Linked DNA regions of Homo sapiens: region 1 is linked to region 2. Evidence: read pairs that join two places in POLR2A ChIA-PET (ENCODE). Cell type or tissue: A673. All regions are shown on one strand. Each heading gives the region's core, and the rest is flanking DNA. Links, peaks and the distances in the headings are about the cores only.

Evidence for each region. ChIA-PET counts read pairs that join two places held together with the same protein. Peaks named below come from ENCODE experiments on the same cell type or tissue, not always from the same donor. Only the 100,000 strongest peaks of a DNase experiment are listed, where the experiment ranks them.
Region 1: POLR2A ChIA-PET joins it to region 2 with 7 read pairs; 4 of 35 experiments call an interaction of 5 or more read pairs at or near these places.

The regions. Positions count from the first base shown.
Region 1 is chr4:127,971,252-127,979,531 of GRCh38, forward strand. All of the region lies in intron 1 of ABHD18 (abhydrolase domain containing 18), which reads left to right. Among named protein-coding and RNA genes, the nearest start is that of ABHD18, 10 kb to the left of the region's middle. In A673, for the core only: no CTCF peak of the experiment used is centred there; no DNase peak of the experiment used is centred there.
Region 2 is chr4:127,827,019-127,829,518 of GRCh38, forward strand. HSPA4L (heat shock protein family A (Hsp70) member 4 like) reads left to right here. Exons shown (of 19, transcript NM_014278.4): 17 at 287-406. Among named protein-coding and RNA genes, the nearest start is that of HSPA4L, 46 kb to the left of the region's middle. In A673, for the core only: no CTCF peak of the experiment used is centred there; a DNase peak (open chromatin) is centred at 1,303; H3K27me3 peaks cover 1,616 bases.

The DNA of each region.
Region 1 (8,280 bases), core at 2,609-5,108, 150 kb after region 2:
CTCAAAAAAAAAAAAAAAAAAGACAATGAAGTCTTGCATTCCAATGACATGCCACTGTTCTATTGCACTTTAATAAATGTATGCAAAAGATATATTGATGCTGTATATTTTAACAATTCCAGAAAGACCCAGGGAATAAAATAATTAAAATTATCACCTAGAATTATTTTTCCTCATGCCATAGCATGTCATGCCACCCCCTGCCACTCTCTGAATATGTCCAGAGTTGGCTTTTTTTTTTTTTTTTTTTTTTTTTTTTGAGACGATCTTGCTCTGTCGCTCAGGCTGGAGTGCAGTGGTGTGATCCTGGCTTACTGCAACCTCTGCCTCCCTGGTTCAAATGATTCTCCTGCCTCAGCCTCCTGAGTAGCTGGGACTACAGGCACCCGCCACCACGCCCGGCTAGTTTTTTGTATTTTTAGTAGAGATGGGGTTTCTCCGTGTTAGCCAGGGTGGTCTCAATCTCCTGACCTCGTGATCTGCCCCTCGGCCTCCCAAAGTGCTGGGATTACAGGCGTGAGCCACCGCACCTGGCCTAAGAGTTGGCATCTTATTTGGAATATGTAACACTAATCAGAATTTTGGTAAAGAGTAATCTATTCCATTTCCACTCCAACTGGGTGTACTTCAGTTCCCAATTCTGACACTAACCACCTAGAATTAATGCAGACCCCACAAGTTAAGGGCTCAGTTCTTCAGATGCACTTCAGGGGTCTCCAGGCCTCTCATCCTTCTGACCGACTTGGCTAAAAATTTAGGAGCTCCTGAGAGCCCTGTGGGTCTATAATTTGCTAGAATGACTCAGAACTCAGGAAACAGCTAAATTTATGATTATAGGTTATTATAAAGGATACAACTCAGGAACAGCCCAATGAAGAGAAACATGAGGCAAGGTATGGGAATGAATGTGGAACTACCTGGCCTCTTCCTATGGACTCAGGGAGCATCTCCTTCCTGACGCACCAAGGTGTTCATCAACTAGAAAGCTCCACCAAGGTTTAGTGTCCATAATTTTTACTGGAGTTTCATTAATAGGCATGATTGATTGAATCTTTGGCCATGTGATTGAACTCACTTTCCAGCTCCCTTCCCCTCTGTGGAGGTCAGAGGGTCCCAAAGTTCCTTTCTGGTGGCCAGCCCTGATTCTGAAACTTTCAGGGGGCCCACAGGGAGTTGCTTGTTTAGCATAACAGACACTCATCACTTAAGAAATACCAGGGGTTTTAGAAACTTCATGCCAGGAGCTGAGGTCAAAGACCAGATATACTCTTTTTTTTTTTTTTTTTTTTTTTTTTGAGACAGAGTCTCGCTCTGGCTAATTTTTGTGTATTTTTAGTAGAGACAGGGTTTCACCATGTTGGCCGGGCTGGTTTTGAACTCCTGACTTCAAGTGATCCACCTGCCTTGGCTTCTCAAAGTGCTGGGATTACAGGCGTGAGCCACCGTGCCTGGCCCAGATATACTCTTTATTATTCCAGAGTGACATGCCCTCTACAAGAAAAACACTAGTCAAGCAATTTATATACTACATATACTTACATGATTGTAATTGCACTAAAGTAGAAAATATATAATTAAGACGCATTTCAGAAGTTAGTTTGCCTTTTACCATTTGTTTCATGATTAAAAAAATTCTAAGAGGCAAGTGTTTTTACTTTGTTTTGGTTTTTTTGTTGTTGTTTCTGACAAAGGTGTTAAGTGAATGAAAATATATAAACATGATTTAGACAATCTTTTCTCTCCCCTACCCTCCCCACTCGTTTCCTTTCTTTTCTTTTCTTAGACCGGGTCTCACTCTGTCACCCAGGCTGGAGTGCGGTGGTGTGATCCTGGCTCACTGCATCCTCTGCCTCCTAGGCTCAAGCAATCCTCCCGCCTCAGCCTCCCGAGTAGGTGGGACTACACAGGCACACACCACCACTCCCGGGAAAGTTTTGTATTTTTCATAGAGGCAGAGTTTCCCCATGTTACCCAGGCTGGTTTTGAACTGCTGGACTCAAGCGGTCCTCTCACCTCAGCATCACAAACTACTGGGATTACAGATGTAAGCCACCACGCCTTGCTGATTTAGACAAACTTTCAAAATTTGCTTATAAACAAATGTTTATTCAAGTCTGTGGAGTTTGGGGGTTTTTTTTTCCCCCTTACTGGTAGGAAAATGTGAAGAAAGTAAGTAACACCTGTTATTGAGGGTGTCAGCCCAGATACTCTACTCAAATGCTGAGAAGTATAATTGGTTTCTCTCAGTGTAGCAGACAGTTTCTAAGGTGGCCCTCAAGATCCTCAAATTCTGATGTTCATATTTTTGTGTGATCCCCTTCCTTGAGTTTGGGCAGAACCCATGATTTGCTTTCTAACCAGGCATATGGCAAAGGTGATTGGCTGTTATTCCCATGACGACATTATGTTATATGGCAAAGGTATGGCTCCTGTGGCTCACACTTATTTTCCTGCTGGCCTTGAAGAAATAGCTGCCATGTTGTGAACTTCCTATGAAGAGAGCCATGTGACAGGGGGCTGTGGATAGCCTCCAGGAGCAGAGGCTGGCCTCTGGCTGATGAACAGCAAAAAAAAAAAAAAAAAAAAAAAAAAAATTGAAGCTCATAGTCCCACAGCCACACACAAAAAAAATGAATTCTGCCTTCAACCTGAGTAAGCGTGGAAGTGAGTTCTTGTCTCTTCAAGCCTACAGATGAAAATGAAGCCCAGCTGACACCTTGATTGAAGCCAGATGAGGTTCTGAAGCAGAAAACCCAACTAGGCTGGGTTCTTGGAAGATAATCCTCAAGGAAAAGGGAAGAAGATGGAGGAAACAAACTAGATGCAAGAGATTTGTTCTTCAAATTATATTCTTTAAAGGTCTTAGTTATTAAAAGCTTCCAACTATTTAAATTATGCAATGGTCTTTTTTGAAGAGAATATTAACCTTAAGTTCTGTTTTTTTTTTTTTTTTTTTTTTTTTTTGAGACAGAGTCTTACTCTGTCGCCCACGCTGGAGAGCAATAGCACTATCATAGCTCACTGCCACCTCACTCTCCTGGGCTCAAGCTATCCTCCTACCTCAGCCTTTTGAGTAGCTGGGACTACAGGCGCACACCACTATGGACCACTGCACCCAACTGTATTATTTTTGTGTGTGATAAGGTCTCACTGTGTCACCCTGGCCTGGAGTGCAGTAGCCATGATCTTGGCTCACTGTAGCCTCTGCCTACTCAGTTCAAGCAATCCTCCCACCTCAGCCTCCTAAGTAGCTGGAACCACAGCCATGCACCACCACATCTGGCTAATTTTTTGTATTTATTGTAGAAATGGAATTTCACCATGTTGCCCAGGCTGGTCTTGAACTCCTGGGCTCAAGCTATCCACCCGTGTCAGCCTCCCAAAGTGCAGGATTACAGGTGTGAGCCATGGCATCTGGCAAGTTCTGTTCTGAGATAAATAGTGAACTACTTCTGGCTGGGCGCAGTGGCTCACACTTGTAATCCCAGCACTTTGGGAGGCTGAGGAGGGTAGAGGGTGGATCACCTGAGGTCAGGAGTTCGAGACCAGCCTGGCCAACACGGTGAAACCCCGTCTCTACTAAAAATAACAAAAATCAGCTGGGTGTGGTGGTTGTCGCCTGTAATCCCAGCTACTTGGGAGGCTGAGCCAGGAGAATTGCTTGAACCCAGGAGGTGGAGGTTGCAGTGAGCCGAGATCGCGCCATTGCACTCCAGCCTAGGCAACAAGAGCAAAAACTGTGTCTCAAAAAAAAAAAAAAAAAAAAAATAGTGAACTACTGCTTACTGACAAAGTTGTCAAAAGGAAAAGAAAGCATCAATTTACTTCCCCTCAAAATTTTATTTGGAGACTCAACCCCAAATTCTATTTTGTTTTCTCAGTTTTTTTTCTTGTGGTAAAATACAGTAACAAAATTTACCATCTTAATAATTTTAACTCTATAGTTCAAAGGTAAGTATATTTATATTGTTGCGCAACTGTATCACCACCATCCATCTCCAGTTTTCTTCTTGCAAAACTGAAACTCTATACCCATTAAACAGTAGCCTCCCCCTTTTCCCATCCCCCCAGTACTGGGCAACCATCCTTCTACTTTCTGCTTCTATGAATCTGACTACTCTAGGTATCTTGTTTAAATTGAATCATACAATATTTGTCTTTTTGTGGCTGACTAATTTCACTTAGCGTAATGTCCTCTGAGTTCATCCATGTTGTATCATGTGCCAGAAGTTCCTTCCTTTGTATGACTGAATATATTCCTATTGTGTGTGTGTTTGTGGTTGTTTGTATGTACATACTTTGCTTATCCATTCATCTGCCAATGGACACTAAAAGCTCCCACCTTTTATGTATTTATTTATAACCTAGGAAGTGAAGAAGCTTCTGCCAAATTCTAAATTTTATGGAGGAAAACAAATCATGGCTGATTAGATAACTAGTGTTTACTTTAGATAGAATATTAATTTTAGGTCTACTTTATGGCATATAGAATTTTTTTAAATCAATATTTGCATTATATTTATGCCCATTTTATAGGGTTGGGATAATTTACTTATTTATTTTACTTTATTTTATTTTATTTATTTTATTTTGAGATGGAATCTTGCTCTGTCACCCAGGCTAGAGTGCAGTGGTACAGTCTCGGCTCACTGCAACCTCCGCCTCCCAGGTTCAAGTGATTTTCCTTTCTCAGCTTCCTGAGTATCTGGGATTACAGACATGTGCTGCCACACCCAGCTAATTTTTGTATTTTTAGTAGAGATGGGGTTTTGCCATGTTAGCCAGGCTGGTCTTGAACTCAAGTGATCCGCCTGCCTCAGCCTCCTAAAGTGTTGGGATTACAGGCATGAACCACCACGTCTGGCCTGTAATTTTAATCTAGTGATTTATAGTTGTATCTTTACATTTATAACATTAGTGTTATATTTGTGTCATACCTATGATTTATTTGATTTTCTAACCCAGGGGTCAGGAAGCTATGGCCTATTGTTCAACCTGCCTGTTTTTCTATGTCTTTCAAGTTAAGAATAGATTTTACAGGTGAACATTTGTACCCAATTTCATTATGGGGTACTAACTTTGAATCTCAATTAAGCAAACGCCCAAGAAAAAAAAAGTTTATTCTTCTCATTAATTATACATTACAAAAAATTATACTCAGTTATTTTTATGACATTTTGAATTTCCTCAATGCAAAAAATGTGACTCTGAAATGAAAAAAATGAAAAAAATGTTATCTGAAATACCTACATAATATCCTTAATTTTGCCTCTTGTCCTACAAGGCCTATCATATATACTGTTCAGCCTTTTGTGGAAAAACTTTGCAGGGTCTCTCCTCTAGTCTTTTTATAGCATTCTTTTCAGATACTATTTGGAAACATATTAAAATGGAAACTAAAATTTTATGTTTATATCATCTATTTATTGTTTTTCCATGAGGAATTCTACTAGGTATCCTACCAGTCATTGGATATACTTAGTATAAGTTGTTTTTAAAATATCCTTTAGCCAGGCGCTGTGGCTCACGTCCGTAATCCCAGCACTTTGGAAGACCAAGGCGGGCGGATCACAAGGTCAGGAGATCAAGACCATCCTGGCTAACACGCTGAAACCCCGTCTCTACTAAAAATACAAAAAATTAGCTGGCCGTGGTGGCGGGCACCTATAGTCCTAGCTACTTGGGAGGCTGAGGCAGGAGAATGGCGTGAACCCGGGAGGCAGAGCTTGCAGTGAGCCAAGATCGTGCTACTGCACTCCAGCCTGGGCGACAGAGCGACACTCCATCTCAGAGAAAAAAAAAACTAATTAAATAATAAAATATCCTTTAGTTTTTGTGTACCTTAAAATCAATATTTTCTCCCAATTAGGTATATTATTAAGGCTGTTTTGGAAAAATGTTATTCAGGTATAATCAGAAATCTGTTTAAAAAAAAAACAAGCTGGGCGTGGTGGCTCACGCCTGTAATCCCAGCCCTTTGGGAGGCTGAGGCAGGTGGATCACCTGAGGTCGGGAGTTCGAGACCAGCCTGACCAACATGGAGAAACCCTGTCTCTACTAAAAATACAAAATTAGCTGGGCGTGGTGGCGCATGCCTGTAATCCCAGCTACTTGAGAAGCTGAGGCAGGAAAATGGCTTGAACCTGGGAGGCAGAGGTTGCAGTGGGCTGAGATCATGCCACTGTACTCCAGTCTGGGCAACAAGAGTGAAACTCCATCTCAAAAAATAAAAATAAAAAATAAATTTAAAAATCTGTTTTAAAGACAGTTATAAAAATATTTAGGGTAATACAGATTGAAAAGCTTAATCCTATAAAGGTAGTAACATGCATAGAACTTTCTTTATGATTTTTCATCTTGGGTTTCTGATAGGCTTAACTTTGAAGAAATTAGAGGAGTGGCATAGTATAGTAGAAAGATGCATATTGCATTACAAACGAATAAGTCTCTGCTAAATGTTTGATGCATTCATTTCCAATTCTAATACAAAACTTGCAGGACAGAAGAAACATTTAGAATAAATTTTTTTTTTATGAATTAGTAATAAGCATCTAAGTAGAAAACACAAAGAAAAGGAATCTTATGGTAGTTATCACAAATACTAAATAATTTATTAGTAGCAGAATTTGTGTAGTAAAGATACTTAAAGGATAGCATAAACATTAACTGAGAAAATAAATAAAACTGGATTAATGAATAAATAGGTATATCTCTTGATGAGAAGACTAAAACTCACAATGCTATTGAGTTAATATATGGATTGAACACTCTATTAAATAATTACATTGCCAGTGGTGTATTTTATGTCATGACATAAACTGAATATATATGGAAAACTCATTGTAGAATTTTAAACATGAAAACAACAGTTGTAGTTTATAAGAGCTATTTGAAAGAAATTTAAAACAATATAGATTTTAGAACTTAATCCAAGTTTATGAAAGACTTCTAGATTTTTATTTTTGAAAATTTTTGTGGGTACATAGTAGGTGTATGGATTTATAGATTTCTAGATTTTAAAAATAGGAATTAGAAAACAGTAGAGAGAAAATGTTCCTGGAAAAATGGTTAGTAAAGAGAAGAAAAATACTCCATTTTACAATGACCGCCAATGAGAAGAAGGAATTTAATATTTTAAAGAACTAAATTTGAATACTTTTACAGCGTATTGAGGAGTTCTGCTGGATGTGATGAGATGGATTGGTTGATTATATAAACATTTAAGCGTACAGAATACATGTAAATATAATTTGTAAAATTAATGGAATGGTAGAAGCTTTTTGGTATAAATCTGATAAAGACTTAAAATCCTGATTCTGTACTAGGTGTAGCATTTAAATTTTCAAAGAGCTGTTTAAGTGCCTTCTATATACTAATTTAAATTGCATACCAATTATTTGAGGTAAGTATTATCATTACTTCCATTTTACAGATGAATTACAAAAAGGCTAAGTGACTTGTTAAAAGTCTTATAGTAAGAATTTGACCCAATTTGGCTCTAGAGTCTGTTCTCTTAGCCACAGTGATATATCACATATTAAATACAGATGCTCCTCAGCTTATGATATGGTTACATCCTGATAAACCCCACTGTAAATAGAAAATATTGTTAAGTTGAAAATGCACTTAACACTCCAACGAACCCACTGTAAAGTTGAAAAATCGTAAGTTGAACCACTGTAAGTCTAAATGTTCCTCAGTTTATGATGAGGTTACATTGTATAAATTCATCATAAAGTTGAAACATCAACTTTATGGTAAGTATGTAAGTCAAACTGTTTATTCAAAGTAAATGTAAAATAGCTAAATGTGAACAACCTACAGAATCAATAAAAAACAACAAACCAAATATTTATCATCATAATAAATATAAATGTCCTAAATTTACCTGTTAAAAAGATGAGGTGGATCTGTATACCCTGAATTTGAAAGAGCTTTGCAGCTGTTTATAAACAAGAGGAGGAATAGCACTGAAAAAATAATTAGTAGTTACTCTCTTCCAAGTTTAAAAAACACCAAAAAGGCTGGGCGCGGTGGCTCATGCCTGTAATCCCAACACTTTGGGGAGCTGAGGCAGGTGGATCACGAGGTCAGGAAATCGAGACCATCCTTGCTAACATGGTGAAACCCCGTCTCTACTAAAAATACAAAAAATTAGCCAGGCGTGGTGGCGGGCACCTGTAGTCCCAGCTACTCGGGAGGCTGAGGCAGGAGAATCATTTGAACCGGGGAGGCAGAGCTGGCAGTGAGCTGAGATTGCGCCACTGCACTCTAGCGTGG
Region 2 (2,500 bases), core at 1-2,500:
TTTTAACACCCAGCTTTTAAGGAATTAAAGTTTTGATTGAGACATTGGATTTGAGAAGCTAAGAAGTAATCTTAATGAGTGAGAAAAAGATAAGGTGTGTGGAAGGCATCCTTGTGTAGGATTGAGGAAGTAGCTACTGTAACTTGCTTCCATACAGGAAAATAAGAGGGGATATATTTTTATCTGTCCATCTTTTCTTCCTATTTATCATCCTATAAGGGCCCTATAAAAGTTTTCTGTTAAAACTCAAAAATTTTTCTTCTTTAAAAATTTCTTATGTTAACAGAAATACGGCCAGCCTATTCAAATGAAGTACATGGAGCATGAAGAGAGACCAAAAGCCTTAAATGACTTGGGAAAAAAGATCCAACTTGTCATGAAAGTGATAGAAGCTTATAGAAACAAGGTATTGAATTCATAAAGCCAATTGGTGACGATGGCATGTGCATGGTACATAGAATGGGGCAAATCTAAAAGTTCTCAGCTACAAAGCTATAGCAGTTGTATCTATCAAATTCCAGAGACTTTGTGTACCAAACTTAAAACTTTTTTTTTTATTGGAGAATTTCACTTAAGGATTCTGATACATTTGAAATACAGTAAAGGTATGTAGCTTTCATCTTTTAGAATTTCCTGAAACTACATTATAAAATAACCCAGTGACCAAATCCATTGTTTTCTTCCTAGAGATTTCATTTTTATGTTTTTCATATAGTGAAAAAGAGGACCTCTTTGACTTTTTTTAAATTATGGGCCTCTTTGAGACTGGACTCTGCTAGCCTTTATTTTGTTTCTTGGCTTATTTTTCTTTTAGTTGCTTTTTGTCCTCCAGTCCATTAGTCATCCATAATCTCCTGTACGCTTTATTCTTTTATGTACATATTCAAATCTATATAACCTTAATCTTTCCACTGTCAAATATGTAGTTATACAGATGATACTTCCATTTAGATATAACCGTAAAATTTGAGAAAATTAAGCTTATTGTTTTGTTTCCTCTAAATCAGTAGTTATCAGACTTTTTTTAAGACAAACAATATTTTAGGCTTTGTAGTTTTTACTGTGTCTGTACAGCTATTCTTATCTGCCACTGTAGCACAAAAGTACCATAGACAATACACAAACTAATGGACATGGCTGTGTTCCCAAAAACTTTATTTAAAAAATCATAAGCAGTGGCTGGATTTAGCCGATGGGACAAGTTTTTTAATCCCTACTCTAAGTAAATATTCTCTGTAATCCCTAGTTTTTGTCATTGATGTTAAACATGCATTAGTAGGAAGAAGAGACCAGCACCAGAAATATTCAAGCATGTCAAAATAGCTTACATTTATTGTGCACATCATGAATTTTAAGTACTTTATGTGGATTATCTCACCAGGATATATCCTATACAAAGTTAATGCTATTATCTTTATTTTACAATTAAGAAAACGGAAATACTTAAGCAACTTATTGAGGTTTACCCAAGTAGTTAATGATGGAATCAACATTCAAACCTAACCAGTCTGACATCAATATACAAATTCCCAGCAACTATACTGCTTTCCACTACACAAAATTGAGAAGAATTACTTATTTTAGAAATAAGAGATTTTTTAGTTTTGTGAAACAAAAACTGCAGTTCAGAAAACCTAAAGGAAAAATTCAGATATTGATTGTAAATATGCCTGCTAATATCAGTGTTCAAATTGTTCTTATAGGCACAGATAGAATGTTGTAAGGATAATGAAAAAGTAAGAAGGAAGAAACAACCCAATGAAAACACCAAGAATATTTTAAATCTGGTATAATTACTAGTGTCACAGTGCTCCCCAGGCTTTAGCTATCTTCTTCAATATGCACATTTAAGATATTATCCCACACAAGGCAAGACTTCACTTTTGCTCAAACATTTGAGTTTTTATTATGTGCTAGGCTATTTTCTAGATGACTGAACTATATTGTCAAACAAAACATTGAACTTGTTTTTAATATGCTTCAATAGTGAAAGGTGGACAATAAATTACTGTAAGTTATGTCAGATAGTAATAAAAAGCTGCAGAAAAAGTAAAGGACTGCCAGGGTTGGAAGAGGTTTGTCAGAAAGGTGTACTAATAAGGTGATACACATGTTAGGAGAGAAATGAAGAAGTGAAAACTCAAAGATGTGTGATAACTGGAAGAGAAATGCTCTAGACAAAGAATAGCAGTTGCAAAACACCAAGGGGAGAACATGTTAGAGGAACAGCAAGGTCACTGTGGTTGAAAATAGGGGTAAGTGTAGCAGTTGAGAGATCATAAATGGGTCTAGTTGGCCCTTGTAAAAGTTTGGGTTTTACTCTGAGATAGGAAGCTGTTGGAGGTTTTTGAGCACAGGAGTAATAACATTTGGCTTTTTTTTTTAAGGATCTGGAGGCAGAGAGATGGAATAAGACATTATTAGAATAATACAGCAAGAAATGATGGAGGCTTGAACCCAGATGGTAGGGTTGGGGAGCCAAGAATTGGTTAGATTTTTG